Regions from separate parts of the Mus musculus genome. Here region 2 is linked to region 1. The links are chromatin loops, found by intact Hi-C in ENCODE. Cell type or tissue: left cerebral cortex. All regions are shown on one strand. Links, peaks and the distances in the headings refer to the core of each region. The heading gives the core; the rest is flanking DNA.

Region 1 (8,191 bases), core at 1,711-6,710:
AACTGAAAAGGGAGACATAACAACAGATCCTGAAGAAATCCAAAACACCATCAGATCCTTCTACAAAAGGCTATACTCAACAAAACTGGAAAACCTGGACGAAATGGACAAATTTCTGGACAGATACCAGGTACCAAAGTTGAATCAGGATCAAGTTGACCTTCTAAACAGTCCCATATCCCCTAAAGAAATAGAAGCAGTTATAAATAGTCTCCCAGCCAAAAAAAGCCCAGGACCAGACGGGTTTAGTGCAGAGTTCTATCAGACCTTCAAAGAAGATCTAATTCCAGTTCTGCACAAACTTTTTCACAAGATAGAAGTAGAAAGTACTCTACCCAACTCATTTTATGAAGCCACTATTACTCTGATACCTAAACCACAGAAAGATCCAACAAAGATAGAGAACTTCAGACCAATTTCTCTTATGAATATCGATGCAAAAATCCTCAATAAAATTCTCGCTAACCGAATCCAAGATCACATTAAAGCAATCATCCATCCTGACCAAGTAGGTTTTATTCCAGGAATGCAGGGATGGTTTAATATACGAAAATCCATCAATGTAATCCACTATATAAACAAACTCAAAGACAAAAACCACATGATCATCTCGTTGGATGCAGAAAAAGCATTTGACAAGATCCAACACCCATTCATGATAAAAGTTCTGGAAAGATCAGGAATTCAAGGCCCATACCTAAACATGATAAAAGCAATCTACAGCAAACCAGTAGCCAACATCAAAGTAAATGGAGAGAAGCTGGAAGCAATCCCACTAAAATCAGGGACTAGACAAGGCCGCCCACTTTCTCCCTACCTTTTCAACATAGTACTTGAAGTATTAGCCAGAGCAATTCGACAACAAAAGGAGATCAAGGGGATACAAATTGGAAAGGAGGAAGTCAAAATATCACTTTTTGCAGATGATATGATAGTATATATAAGTGACCCTAAAAATTCCACCAGAGAACTCCTAAACCTGATAAACAGCTTCGGTGAAGTAGCTGGATATAAAATTAACTCAAACAAGTCAATGGCCTTTCTCTACACAAAGAATAAACAGGCTGAGAAAGAAATTAGGGAAACAACACCCTTCTCAATAGTCACAAATAATATAAAATATCTCGGCGTGACTCTAACTAAGGAAGTGAAAGATCTGTATGATAAAAACTTCAAGTCTCTGAAGAAAGAAATTAAAGAAGATCTCAGAAGATGGAAAGATCTCCCATGCTCATGGATTGGCAGGATCAATATTGTAAAAATGGCTATCTTGCCAAAAGCAATCTACAGATTCAATGCAATCCCCATCAAAATTCCAACTCAATTCTTCAATGAATTAGAAGGAGCAATTTGCAAATTCATCTGGAATAACAAAAAACCTAGGATAGCAAAAACTCTTCTCAAGGATAAAAGAACCTCTGGTGGAATCACCATGCCGGACCTAAAGCTTTACTACAGAGCAATTGTGGTAAAAACTGCATGGTACTGGTATAGAGACAGACAAGTAGACCAATGGAATAGAATTGAAGACCCAGAAATGAACCCACACACCTATGGTCACTTGATCTTCGACAAGGGAGCTAAAACCATCCAGTGGAAGAAAGACAGCATTTTCAACAATTGGTGCTGGCACAACTGGTTGTTATCATGTAGAAGAATGCGAATCGATCCATACTTATCTCCTTGTACTAAGGTCAAATCTAAATGGATCAAAGAACTTCACATAAAACCAGAGACACTGAAACTTATAGAGGAGAAAGTGGGGAAAAGCCTTGAAGATATGGGCACAGGGGAAAAATTCCTGAACAGAACAGCAATGGCTTGTGCTGTAAGATCGAGAATTGACAAATGGGACCTAATGAAACTCCAAAGTTTCTGCAAGGCAAAAGACACCGTCAATAAGACAAAGAGACCACCAACAGATTGGGAAAGGATCTTTACCTATCCTAAATCAGATAGGGGACTAATATCCAACATATATAAAGAACTCAAGAAGGTGGACTTCAGAAAATCAAACAACCCCATTAAAAAATGGGGCTCAGAACTGAACAAAGAATTCTCACCTGAGGAATACCGAATGGCAGAGAAGCACCTGAAAAAATGTTCAACATCCTTAATCATCAGGGAAATGCAAATCAAAACAACCCTAAGATTCCACCTCACACCAGTCAGAATGTCTAAGATCAAAAATTCAGGTGACAGCAGATGCTGGCGAGGATGTGGAGAAAGAGGAACACTCCTCCATTGTTGGTGGGATTGCAGGCTTGTACAACCACTCTGGAAATCCGTCTGGCGGTTCCTCAGAAAATTGGACATAGTACTACCGGAGGATCCAGCAATACCTCTCCTGGGCATATATCCAGAAGATGCCCCAACTGGTAAGAAGGACACATGCTCCACTATGTTCATAGCAGCATTATTTATAATAGCCAGAAGCTGGAAAGAACCCAGATGCCCCTCAACAGAGGAATGGATACAGAAAATGTGGTACATCTACACAATGGAGTACTACTCAGCTATTAAAAAGAATGAATTTATGAAATTCCTAGCCAAATGGATGGACCTGGAGAGCATCATCCTGAGTGAGGTAACACATTCACAAAGGAACTCACACAATATGTACTCACTGATAAGTGGATATTAGCCCAAAACCTAGGATACCCAAGATATAAGATACAATTTCCTAAACACATGAAACTCAAGAAAAATGAAGACTGAAGTGTGGACACTATGCCCCTCCTTAGAAGTGGGAACAAAACACCCTTGGAAGGAGTTACAGAGACAAAGTTTGGAGCTGAGATTAAAGGGTGGACCATGTAGAGACTGCCTTATCCAGGGATCCACCCCATAATCAGCATCCAAACGCTGACACCATTGCATACACTAGCAAGATTTTATCGAAAGGACCCAGATGTAGCTGTCTCTTGTGAGACTATGCCGGGGCCTAGCAAACACAGAAGTGGATGCCCACAGTCAGCTAATGGATGGATCACAGGGCTCCCAATGGAGGAGCTAGAGAAAGTACCCAAGGAGCTAAAGGGATCTGCAACCCTATAGGTGGATCAACATTATGAACTAACCAGTACCCCGGAGCTCTTGACTCTAGCTGCATATGTATCAAAAGATGGCCTAGTCGGCCATCACTGGAAAGAGAGGCCCATTGGACACACAAACTTTATATGCCCCAGAACAGGGGAACGCCAGGGCCAAAAAGGGGGAGTGGGCGGGTAGGGGAGTGGGGGTGGGTGGGTATGGGGGACTTTTGGTATAGCATTGGAAATGTAAATGAGCTAAATACCTAATAAAAAATGGAAAGAAAATAAATAAATAAATAAATAAATAAATAAATAAATAAATAAATAAATAAAAGAAGTTTCTATGGTACAGGAAGAATTGCATATTTTGAACAGCTTTGTAATAAAAAACTCCATGTACATGTGGGTACTAAATACTTGAATTATGACCAAGACAATTGATAAATTGACCTGTAATTTAAATTTATATTAAAACATTTTCTGATGATAATATTTTCATTTTGCTACAGGATAAATCGGTACTTCCTCTTAAAAAAAAAAAAAAAGAAATCATAATCAGAATTTAGTTAAAAAAAAAATGTTAGGACCACTTGCAGAGAATTTTATTTGGTGTTGGTGCCATCTAGTGGTCAATGTAAGTAGTGCTCAGTTAAGGATACATTGGACAGTAAGTGCTAAGCCAGCATGAGCTCCTCATCTGGTCCGATATTCTCTATTATCCAGGTAAATAAGTCAAAATCTGAAACTAAGAATCTTCCTTTGGTCTACATTAGGCCGAAAACCTTTTCTGTGAAGTGCACCTTCAGTTTGGATGCACAGTATTATAAGTCATGATTTCTCATCTCATGTGTTCTAGCATAATAGGACATGAGCATGAAGTATAATATGATGGGAAAATATTAATTATTCAGTGAATAAAGCAGATTAATGGATCATGAAGGAGACTTATGATAACAGAGTAATTAAAACGCATGATTTGGGTTTTAAAATTTTATTTTGTTTTGTTTTGTTTTTTAAGGAGAGGCAGAATTTGCACTGGATATTGAAAGGTTTGGATGGCTAGGAAACCCACAAAAGAATATTGATTGTGAAGGGAGGGGTGTACTAAGGAGCAGAGGTATAACGCAAGAAAAACAGGAAAGCAGACTTAAGTCACAAGTAAAATGTCAATCAACTGCAGAGGAAGGCTTTAAATCTCCAATGTAAAGCACTGTTCTCAGCTGATACCACACAGGAAACCAAAGGCAGACGCTCCAAGCTAGTCCCTCCAGTGCTTATAGAATCACAGCCAGACTCGAGAGTTATAAGTATATATCAAAAGTAAGGAAGAGCTGGGCAGTGGTGGAGCATGCCTTTAATCCCAGCACTTGGAGGCAGAGGCAGGCAGATTTCTGAGTTCAAGGTCAGCCTAGTCTACAGAGTGAGTTCCAGAACACCCATGGCTACACAGAGAAACCCTGTCTTGAAAAAGCAACAACAACAACAACAACAACAAAAGTAAGGAAGAATGACTATCATCAGCTATGTCAACGGGTGCTTCCTGCTTGGTGAAAATATTTCCACTGGGCGCTTATACATGGAATTAAAATGCATAATAGTTCAAATTATGTGAAAAAATCTGAACAAAGTGTGTTTTGTGAAACTGTGTTAGACAACTCATAAAATTATCTGTAGATGACAAGACAGCTGAACTGGGTCTTTGCGACACAGCATTGAGGTGAAAATGACCATTACTAAGAAGTTCATATATTTACTATTATTTGTGATTTTCTTAAAGATATGACCTTGCAATGCAGTCCTGGCCCGCCTGAAACTCACTGCAGAACCTAAAATAAACTTTATCTCCTGTGTCTGGTTCTACCTCCCCATCGCTGAGATTAATAATGTATGTCCCTATGTTCAGCTGTTATATATGATTTTAAGAGTGAAAACAAATTCAAAGCCAACATGCAAAGAAGGAACGGGTAACCATGCTTTTTACTTTCCTTTTGTATTATTGAATCACATTTATTTTGTCTTGGTTAATCTACATCCTAGATGGACATTTCTCAAATGCCAGCCTTTCATAACAAGAAAATCCAGCACCAGAAGCCTGGACACATAAAAGAGATCTTTACAACCCATTGATTTTAAATATTTGTAGACTGGCATGGTCTTCCCTTGAAAGTAAGTAGGTAACCCCCCTTCCCTTGATTCCACATGCTTTCAGAATGGATCTAGTTCAGAGATAAGTAACAATGTAAAGTGAGAGGCCTACCTCTAAGTACTAGTAGCATGGCTGGCAATTTTGTTACATTTATCATGTAATCCATTGTGCTCTCACTGATTTTTGATAAATCCCAGTAGATATTCAGTTAGTTTACCAAAGTCTTTTTGATTCGGACTGGCTTATCACATATCTCTCCAGCCACAATTAGTAACTTAATGTTTAAATCTTAAAATTGTGATAATTTATGGTGTCTGAAGTGATTAAAAAAAAAAAAGGCCAGTTTTAAACATGATTATTCTCTTGTAGAGTTTTTATGCTGTTCATTCTTTGTACTTTCCAGTATGCTTTTAGCATCGTCCGTCCTGTGTAAGTTAAAAATGAGTAAATCTTTCTGCTGCCTACAGTGGGGTTGCATGTTGTTTATTGAACAGCTTACAGGGAAATTGTTGTGTTTAAAATGTTCATAGTCCTATTCAAGAACATGGAAGGCTTTCCACTTGACCTCTCTAAGTAGCGTTTAAACATTTCTATACCTTGTTACGTTTGAAAATTTAAAATACTTGGAAATTTTAATTCTTTAACTCATTGGTATTTGATTTTTAAACCATGTTGAGAAAAATTTTACCTGTTTTGTTTCTAGTTTTTGCAACCAGTTTTATGAATGGTTTAATCTCTGCCCTTCGCTTGGCTTTGCTTGAAAGCTCTCGTGGAATTTGCCAAGAAGGTTCATTGTCTTCTGGATTCAGAATCCCTTCTGGCACATTCACCAGATGCCTTTGTCTGTCCCATCCTCTGGCTGTCTGTGTCTTAACTTTTCCCATGATCTGATTTGGATGAGAAAAGGGAATGAATGTCTCCAGCCACTTAGGTGTCACTTTACCAGTGTGCGGGTCCTCCTTATGGAAGCAGGTCCTGCTTTAACTCCTGTTTATGGCAGTTTAGCTGTCGACGGTCTGCACTGCCACTGTGTTGTTCCATTCCTACTCATATCCTTATATCCCACTTGTGCTTTGGGTCTGGATTGAACCTCGTCTGATGTGACTTTTATGGCTGCTGCTTGCCTGGCACTCTGTTGTCCAGACTTCCCTTTCTAATTCTGAGAAATCTCTTTGGTTTACATCTTTCCTAAAAAGAGAGTAAGCTGAACTTTTTAAAAATAAGAGAAGTCTGTAAATTCTTTCAATAAGTTGTCTGTTAACATTTATTATCATGACTGAAAAATCATGATATTTGGGGTTCTATTATCTGGTCTTAGGCTGATCTTACAGCTTTGTTTTTTTGTTTGTTTGGTTTTTTTTTTTTTTGATCTTACAGCTTTAAAAAAATATTTGTTGTATTTATCCATGTGTAAAATGGCAATCAAGATTACTTTGAGTGTCTATTTTTTTTCCATGGAGGATGAATGCTCTACAAACAACAACAAAATAACAAAAGTTCTTAGGACACAAAAGTTATTAGAGGTAGCAGGAATACATTGTTCTTGGGATTGTTAAATGGCTTACCAAGGTCAATTTGGAGATTCTTCTGAGATACAGCTATAGCACTCTTGGGCATACAACTGTGCAAATATCTTCATACATAAAGCACACATGTACACACCCACATTTATCACAATACTATTCAAAATACCCAAGATCTGGAGACAGCTTAAGTCCCCAACAAAAGATCAGTAGAGAAAGAAAAAAATGCTACAGTCACACACACACACACACACACACACACACACACACACACACACACACGCGCGCGCGCGCACGCGCACGCGCACGCGCACACGCGCGCACGCTCACGGGAAGGGGGAGAGAGAGAGAGGCTGAACTATTATTCAATCACAAAGAAAGATGAAATTCTGTCATTTGCAGTTAAATCATAGGCACTATAGTTCATCATGTGCAATTCTTCAGACACAGCAAGACTGGTGTCACATGTTTTCTCTACTATATGAAAACAAACAAACAAACACAAAAGGAAGTAGAAGGGAGACTTTTAGGAAAGCAGAAAAAGGCTGGTAAGAACAGAGAAGGAGAGAATAAGAAAGAAGGTTCAAGAAGCATTTGATGCATGGGATGAAGTATCAGCCTGAAACTTCCTCATTTGTAATGTGCACTGATGATTATGATAGCAGTGAAAAGAAAAGATATACACATAAGATAAGGTATTTCTGTGCAAATGTGATACAAGTCTGCACAGAGAACTCATTATACTTAGGAACACACATAATTATGAACAAGACTTGTGTACTGAAAAACTAAAGATCACAGGAGAGAAATTGAGATCTTAAACTATTTCATTTATGGGTAAAAAAAATCCAAATTAAAATTATGTTGTCATTTTATATTAGTACTCCTCATGATTTGGAGAAAGGAGATTTTATCTTGTAGTCACGTCCATGTTTGGATCTCAGCTTTACTCTTTCCTCTCAATAATTCACATTCTTCTAATAACAATTTCCTTTTGTTTCTGTGGTGCTGGGGATCAGGGCCGTGTGAATACTGGGCAAACACCCTATCAAAGCGATATTCCTGGCCTACAATTATTTGTGGTTCATTTTTCATGTTCTGTTTCATTGTATTGAATTACCTGTTACTGGTAGATGGTTACCTGTTTTTAGCAATGATATTTGTCTGTGTTTTTATTTTCCTGCCCTCCTTTCTCTTCTCTCGTCTGATCTTAGCTGATCATGTTATCATTGCTGAGTCTTATCAAGTAAATGTACCCCTCAGATCTTTAAGTCAGATTTCCAGATCCAAGTGAGATACTTTGACCTCTGGATGTGAAAAAAAAAAGACATAATCTCCTGTCTTCTTTATGCCTCAAATCTTGTTATTTATATTGACTTCTCTATTTCCTGGATGTTTGTTTAGCATGTGCAGTCTCCCTATGTTTATCATCACACCTGTAGTCATCATAATCACACATGTACTTTCAATGCTTGCTACTGGCCTTT
Region 2 (8,191 bases), core at 1,023-6,022, 150 kb before region 1:
GAAGAAACAGCATACTGTAAGGAGCAAACTATGTAAGAGGTACACAAGTATTGGCTTTTAAAAAAATAAACAAATATCACATCTTGTGGTAAGGTATAAAGCAAAATCAAATATACGACTAACACATCTGAAAGACTAGATTCACGGAAATGAACTGGATTATGATTTTTGTTTTAAAATAGGTAAAAGTAATAATTTGCAATGACAAAGACTGTGGCAAGCTGCAATATGTATAATTACCATTAAAACTGGTAAAATTATGTTATTCAAAAATAATGTAGGGACTGGGCGATGGCTGAGTCACTGAGAGTACTTGCTCTCCAATGGCGAGGAACTGAACTCAATCCCTAGTACTCACTTAAATATCTGGGGCGGGGGGATTGGCAGAGCACATATCTGTCACACCAGTGCAGGCAGTGTAGCAGAAATAGCAAGCCCTGCATTCAGTGAGTCACTGTCTCCTCAGGGGATAAGATGGAGAGTGATACAATAAATGTGCTCCCCTACCTCATGTGTGATGTACCCACAAAACACACAATTCACATCTATACAAGTAATATAGAGGAAGAACACTATAAAATACTTGATTCCAGTGGAAGCAAAAAAAATAAACACAAGCACAAAGAGAAAACAGGGCTCAGTTAAGTAGACTCCAATCCCATTGTTAGGGATCTGTTTGTTTCCCTCCAAAGCTCACTTGCAGATACTCAAACTGACAAGAATGTAGAGACTTTGGGTGGCAATGTAAGTTTAGATAATGCCATCAATGTTGAATACCTGTGGTTAGTTTTCTTGCAGGAAGAAAAAGAGACTAAAGTTCCCCCTCATAGATGGATGAACATACAGTGTGATACGGTAAGGAAGCAACTAAGCATAGGACAGATTTATGGAACTAGAGTTTTCTTAAACAGAACTCCAGCCCTAATTCCAAGGGCTTAGCTCTAATTATAGAAGTTAAAGGTTATTAACTGGGTGCTATGGCTCATACCAGTAAGGCCAGTACCTGGAAGACTGAAGAAGCAACCTTGCTGTGAATCTGGGGCCAACCTGGGCTACAAAGTGAGACTTTGTCTAAAAAGTATGTTATTTTTTAAAAATATAATTAAAATTAAGTAAAGTGAAACAGTTATTTTTATTAGAAGTTTATCAAAGTGAAAGGCAAGCAAAAGGAAGAAGATTAATACAATGAAAAATCCATATGTATGTCCAGAATACAACAAAACCATGTCTTACCCTCAAAAGAACAAAACATCTGAAGACTTTGTAAAATAGGAAATCTAAAAGGCCATGAAAAAAAAATACTGTTTAATGTAATGAGTCATCATTTAATGCATGTTAAATCTTCAACAGACACTTCAGTCAGTCCTTGAAGGCTAACCATGACAGTGGTACAATATCTACTGGTGAGAAAGATCTGCAATTGGTGGGACTGACACACATTTCTTATGACACTAGACTGCTATAGTCATTCTGCAAAAACTGTTTGTCACTATCTACTTGGATGAATTAGAAGTATGTTTAAGAGTAATGAGGATTTATGTCTATTAAAAAGATAGATTCATAACTTTCCTTTGAGATGGGCAGAAAAAAACAAACAAAAGAAAAAGTCCATTAACATATGCTTACATATTTTTATGCATATATGCACACATATATGTGTGTGTGTACCTATAAACATACACATGAAGTTGGAAGGAGAACATGCAGAAGGGGTTGGAGGGAGGGGAATGCTTTAGTTATGAACAAAGTACGTAGTATACATGTATGAAATTTTGAAAACAAATTTAATGTAGAAAGATAAAATTTGTTAAGCTGTACAGCTGACCCAGGTAAACTTCTATCATAGGTAATTTATACCTAATTTTTTTATTAGAAATAAACAAATCTGTCTTTGAAAGACAAATAAATAAGGCAAGCATCAGGCACAATATCCTTGGTTTGTTCTTGATTGCTTTTTGTTTTGTTTTGTACGTAGTCTTAACTTGTCTATGTAGACAAAACCATAGAAAGTGACTTTCCTTTGCCACCTGTGATACCACACCCTGCTTAAATTTTGATTTTTAAAGTAAGATTGATAGCTCTTCAGGATTCCTGCATCCAATTCACCAAAATTAACTAATAAAATATCTTATACAAGGCAAATTTTTGTAGTTCTACAATAAGAAATGGCAATTTTACCTTATAAGGGGAAATTTTAGCATAAGGTACTGCATGCAATAATTCTTACAGACAAAATTTTGATGAGGATGCATAGGATTCGAACATAAAACATTTTAAAGGTATATATATGGCATCACAAAATTAAACACTATACATTCCTTCCTAGCTCAAAGAAAATTTGGTTTCAATCCTAATTTTAATAACTCAAAGGAATTGGTATCCTACTAGACTCTACTGTGAGTTGTTTTAGAATTTATTGAAAATGAAGACACATCATACCAAAATTTATGGGACATAATGAATGCAGTGGTATGAGGAAAACTCATAGCTCTAAGTGCATCCAAAAAGAACTGGAGAGAGCTTACATTAGCAGCTTGACAGCATACCTGAAAGCTCTAGAACAAAAAGAAGCAAATATACCCAAAAGGGTAGATGGCAGGAAATATCTCAGGGCTGAAATCAATGAAATAGAGACAAAAGGAACTATACAAAGACTCAATAAAAGTAGGAGCTGGTTCTTTGAGAAAATCAACAAGATAGATAAACCCTTAGCCAGACTAACCAACCAGAGGGCACAGAGACAGTATCCTAATTAACAAAATCAGAAATGAAAAGGGAGGCATAACAAGAAAATATATCTTAAAAATATTCTGTTTGGCTGGGCGTGGTGGTGCAAGCTTTTAATCCCAGCACTTGGGAGGCAGGGCAGGAGGATTTCTGAGTTTGAGGCCAGCCTGGTCTACAAATGAGTTCCAGGACAGCCAGGGCTATAAAGAGAAACCCTGTCTCGAAAAAACAAAACAAACAAACAAACAAACAAAAAAAATCTGTTTGTTGACTATTAACAGTTGAAAATATTAAGATTATGTTCTACAAAAAAGAAAGATTTAAACTAATAATGAATTTTGGTAATGTTTTTAGTAATACTGGGTTTTATTTTTATTTTACTAATACTGAATACATATGCACAATTTATCAAAATTGAATCCATAAGAAAACCTAAATAACCCTATAATTGTATTTTTAAATAATGAAGTTGCTTTATTCTGGTTAACTTACAAATAAAAGCATACAGCGAGTTTAAGAAAAGCATTCACTATAATAAAGTAATTGAACCAACAAGCCTAAAACCCCCTGCACTTCAGCTCCAGAAGGTTTTACCATTCAAGGATTAGATAATTGCAACATTGTGCAGATTTTCTTTAACAGAGCCAAGGAAAAAAACATTACCCATGCTATTTTGAGATGATACCAATGGCAGATCAGAACAGTACAGAAAGCGATAAGTATAGACCAATACTAGCTTACATAAATGTAAATAATGCTTGTCTCGGTGTGCTATTAATAAATGCCATGACATACACACTAGAGATACACTGATATTCTAGAGACTTCAGCTAGCTTACTGTTAGAAGTTAAATTCTATGCTTGCCACCAAAATATATTTGAAGATAAAGAGTTACATGAAACCTTTTGTTTTTAAAAGGGTTGTTTTATTTTGTGTGTTTGTGTGCATGTGTGTGAGTGCAGAATTCCACAGAGGTGCAAGGTGTGGGCTCCCCTGGAGCTGGAGTTACAGCCTGTAGTGAGCTATCTCCAATTCTAGATAAGGGGGAGTATATATACTCTCAATTTTTGAGCCTTCTCTCAGCCCCATGGATTACATAATGCTTCCAATAGCCACAGAAACAATTGATGAAACATTCACTTATGACAAACTTACTCACCAAATAAAGAATTTACCTGATAACCACGATAGAAGCTATTTTTGAAGACTACATAATAAAACCTTTCTAAGCAGTGTACAGATGGGCCTTGCCAAAGCAGGAAGGAAGGAAACAGAATTAAAGATTAAAGATCTGCAGATAAAGAAAGAAACAAAGTTGTCATGATTTTTAGATGATATTATTGTTCATGTTGTCATGATTTTTAGATTATATTATTGTTCATGTGGCAAATTTGAAAGCAGGTACTGGTAAATAAAATGGCTATTTAATTATGTCAAATTTGATTGACCAGAAATTAATATATAAAGATAAGTATACTAATGAGAGTAGGGAGCTTTAAATAAATTTATACACATATGGAAAACTTGATTCATGCAGACCAGTGATGTGGGGACAAGTGATGATCTTCATGGAATAAACAACAAAGTAATCCGTTTTCATATGGACTAAGCCTGAATGCCAAATGCAAAACCATTGGAAACCATTGGAACACAAGACAATAAGTTACTTTAGAATCCCAAGGATGCAACTGTGTGCTCTGTATGTGCCTTGGTGTGTGTGATATCCATGTGTGTGTGTGTGGATGTGTCTTGTATGTGTGCTCCCACTTGCAGAGGCCAGAGGTGGTTGCCAGGCAGTTACAGCGGGTTGTGTGTTACCTTTCAATGCTGGGAATTGCCAATTTTCAGCAAGGGGAGTATTGCCATGAAAAGCTGAGCTATTTCAGCCCAATGAATTACACAATGCTTTCCACAGCCACTGAAACAATTGATGAAATTATTTTCATTTTATTTACTGAGGCAGGGTCTCTCTCTGGACTTAAAGTTGAGAATCTGATAATTTAGCTAATAAGCTTGCTTTGAGGGTGGGGCGAGGGGTGAAATCCCTTCCTCTTTATATTGGTATTATTTGTGGCTACCACACTTGCCCACCTTTTCTATGGGAGCTTGGTAGTCCAGCTTTGATCCTTCCATTTACACAGCAAGGGCCTTTATCCATTGAACCATCTCTCCCACTCCTTGAATATACAATTCTTTTTTTCCCCTTCTTTCTTGAAGATACAATTATGAACAAATGATAAACGAAAGTTCCAGTAACTTAAACGTAAAAATTTCACTGAGACACATGGAGAGATAAAGAGAAAATCTCAGAAGCAGTCTGGAAGCAGACATTTGTAGCACATACAATGACTTAGATATTGACTGAGACATGGATTGTACAAAGAAAAGACTCCAATGAGTCAATTAGGTACAGAAAAACAACTTCCTAGGAGAATAAGTACAAATCAGGTATCAGAAAGGAAGACAGAAAGCTGAATACTTGATCAGCAAATACAAAAGGCAGCCCGTCTTACTGGCTGCCTGGAAATGCTAAGTAAAATCCTACTGGAATGGGACTACTACATAACTCTCCAGACTAAAAATGTAATTTGTTATGACAGGTTTGTGGAACATCAAGATTTCTGACCCTTTGCTGGAGGGAGTGCCAAATAGTTTGGCACTTGAGGAAGATCTTGGAAATAACCTATTAAAGCTGAATATATTATGAATCCTATGACCTATTTTTTCTACTCTTGGAAGCACACAGTAAAAAAGCACTTGCACACATAGTCATGGGTGTTAAAGGACATTATGTGGTTGCCATGGTAGGTAGTCATTTTAATGTTTGTCTGCAGGTGTCCATTCTCATGTGAAATCCACCCCTTGAGTGTATATATAGGGTGGGGGTGGGAGGGTCAATCACTTCTAAAGAATGGAAGTGACAAAAATAGATGCCATTTTTGAGATTAGAGAAGAAAAGGGTAATATGGTTCTTCTCTCTCTTTTGGCAAACCCTCACTCTAGGGTTGGGGTAGAAGGAGCAAAAACTTATGTCACAGCAAGCCTTTGTAATGAGGCCCTCACTGCAGAGAAAGACATGCCTGGCCCAAATCAGGGAGATCCCAAGTTTACAACAGTCCTGTGTTAGTTCCAATGACCCTTGAGTCAGGCTGAGCCAATACCCCTTTACTACAGTGTGTGAGAACCTCCAGAGACTCCAGTCTAGATCCACAGAAACTGGCAGGTGGTAAAGAAATATTAGAAGTGGCTTTGTAGTTGTTTATTATTGATCTTATACTGTTATGTGTTGGGATAGCTTGTCACATTAAAAAAAATGAATACATTTCCCCAAGTGAGAAACCTAAATGCTCAATGGTAGAATAACTATAGGGTATTAAACCAATTAGAAATAAAAATGAAGGAAGTATAAGCAAGGATTAATCCTAGAGCTATAAGAATATACAGGATAATATTCATGAATGAAAGCATGACAAAATCATAAAGCAACCCATGTATGTTTTACACATAAGAGTAGAACTATGAAAACGGCGTAGTTGAAAGGAAAATCGCGAAGGATGCCAAGTCTCAGGCAGGGAAGGGCAGAAATGAGACCCTCCATTATGGTATTCAAGCCTTATTTTTTTACTTACAAGACGGCCAAGCGTTTATTTCACTATCTTGTAGATTAGACCACTTTGGAATGATAAGCATTCATTTTATTCTTAAGTCTTTAAAGCAACGCAAAACAGAGTGAAGAGCTAGCTGAAACGCAATCACTTTGCAAATCCTTTGGAGAATGGACAAATGGTTAGCGGGTCAGCCCATAGACAAGAGACATTGGTTCATCTCTTTAAGAGATTCTTCCTCCACGTTTCCACGATTGTCTAATTGGCAAGATCCTTTTTCCCCCTCTTCCATTTTTGTCCTTCATTTCAGGTTGGGCCAACCCAGAAGGCCTGCGGGGGGTGGGGGGTTGTGTATCTGCCAACTGGATAATCTAAGCCCCTGCTGCTGCAGGCCGAAGGCGGTCCAGACCTGCGTTCTCCAGAAGCCCCACACCCATTTCAGCAGCACCCTGCCCACATCCTCCCACCCACCTCTCAGAGCAAATATACTCCAGGCCCCTGGGTGCTTAAAGGACATGGAGAGGACTTTTACCTGGGGGCGGGTAAAGGAGGCTAAGCAGGGACTGTGGCCCTTAAAGAATTCTGTGTGGAGTCTCCTTCCGCAACCTCTGAGGTTCCTTTCATCAAATCCCAAAGGCTCCCTGCTGAACACAAACCACTCAATAAGGAAATGGGAAACGGCTGGGAGGGGGTTCCTGGCTGGCGAAGGGATAACAATGCAGGAAGACTGAAGGAGATATCTAAAGCAGCGGAAAGCTCAGAAAGAGACAGAGAGGAAGGTCTCAATGTGGAATGCATCAGCCACCTCCGCACGCCCGAGTTGCCCACACCAGCCCCCCACGCAGCCCCAGGCACTCGCCACCTCCTGCCCCCTTCCCCGCGAAGCACCCCACCCTTCTGGCAGTGGCCTTTGTCATCGCAGGCCTCTCCTGGTGCAGACCCTATCGCGGAGCCAGACTCACTCTGCGTCGCTGTTCCCTGAAGTGCTGATTCGGAGGCACAACAGCAAAGGAGGAAGCTACCCAAGGGGAAGAAGCTTCAGGCCTGCAAGGGAATAGGCGGTGGACCAGTGGATGGGGGACGTGGAAAGTCACTGGCAGAGAAGGGGGAGCAAGCAATGGGCCGTCCTGAGAACTGATTGGCTACACGGGGATGTGGGCGGTGCTCCGCTCTCTGCCCCCAGACCTTAGAGGCTCTCCTTTATGTCAATTTCTGCTCCAAGGCTTGGATGTGCAGCTGGCCAATTTCTAAAACACATACATACATACATACATACATACATACATACATACATACATACATACAGCTTAACACTGTGAACAAATAAGACATTGATAAAACAAGAGAGCTTTTATCAGAAATTATACACAATTATATTAAGAGAAGAATTAAAGCTATGGGTCCTATATTAAATTTAATGAAAAAGTCAAGTTTTGGTAGAAGAGAGTGTGTCTACACTTTGTTATATCCCAAACATCTGGAGTTTGAAGCTGTTGCATCTTCCTTAGTTTCATAAACTGGAAGTATGAGTGAATAGTGGCGGCTACAACAAATTGCCAGACAAGGAGGTGAATTAAGCCACACCCTTCCGACATCTTACAGTTCTGTACATCAGAAGCCTGGCACAGGTTCCACTGGGTAAAGCTGGGAAAATCAATGGGAGGATTTGCTTTCCTCCCTTCTCCAGATTCCAGAGTAGGCCTCAAATGATCTGACTTTGCCTGCTCAGGGACTTGCCCTGTCTGCAGAGGCAGTGGCCTCATCACTCCACCCTATACTTCTGCTATGGCATCTTCTCAGCTTTCTGATGCCCTCAGTTCCTTAGGGGACCCTGGTATCCATTCCAGTGGTTCTATCC

The links. Peaks named below come from ENCODE experiments on the same cell type or tissue, not always from the same donor. Only the 100,000 strongest peaks of a DNase experiment are listed, where the experiment ranks them.
Region 2: a loop joins it to region 1, with 2.3 times the contacts of the local background. A loop is called at or near these places in 1 of 42 quality-filtered maps.

What each region holds. Positions count from the first base shown.
Region 1 is chr6:42,856,740-42,864,930 of GRCm38, forward strand. No RefSeq gene overlaps it. Among named protein-coding and RNA genes, the nearest start is that of Olfr449, 26 kb to the left of the region's middle. In left cerebral cortex, for the core only: a CTCF peak has its summit at 3,662 (motif pointing left); a DNase peak (open chromatin) is centred at 3,673.
Region 2 is chr6:42,702,664-42,710,854 of GRCm38, forward strand. It overlaps Tcaf1 (TRPM8 channel-associated factor 1), which reads right to left and starts at 7,452. Exons shown (of 9, transcript NM_001355769.1): 1 at 7,296-7,452. In left cerebral cortex, for the core only: no CTCF peak of the experiment used is centred there; a DNase peak (open chromatin) is centred at 3,467; H3K4me3 peaks cover 1,088 bases; H3K27ac peaks cover 466 bases.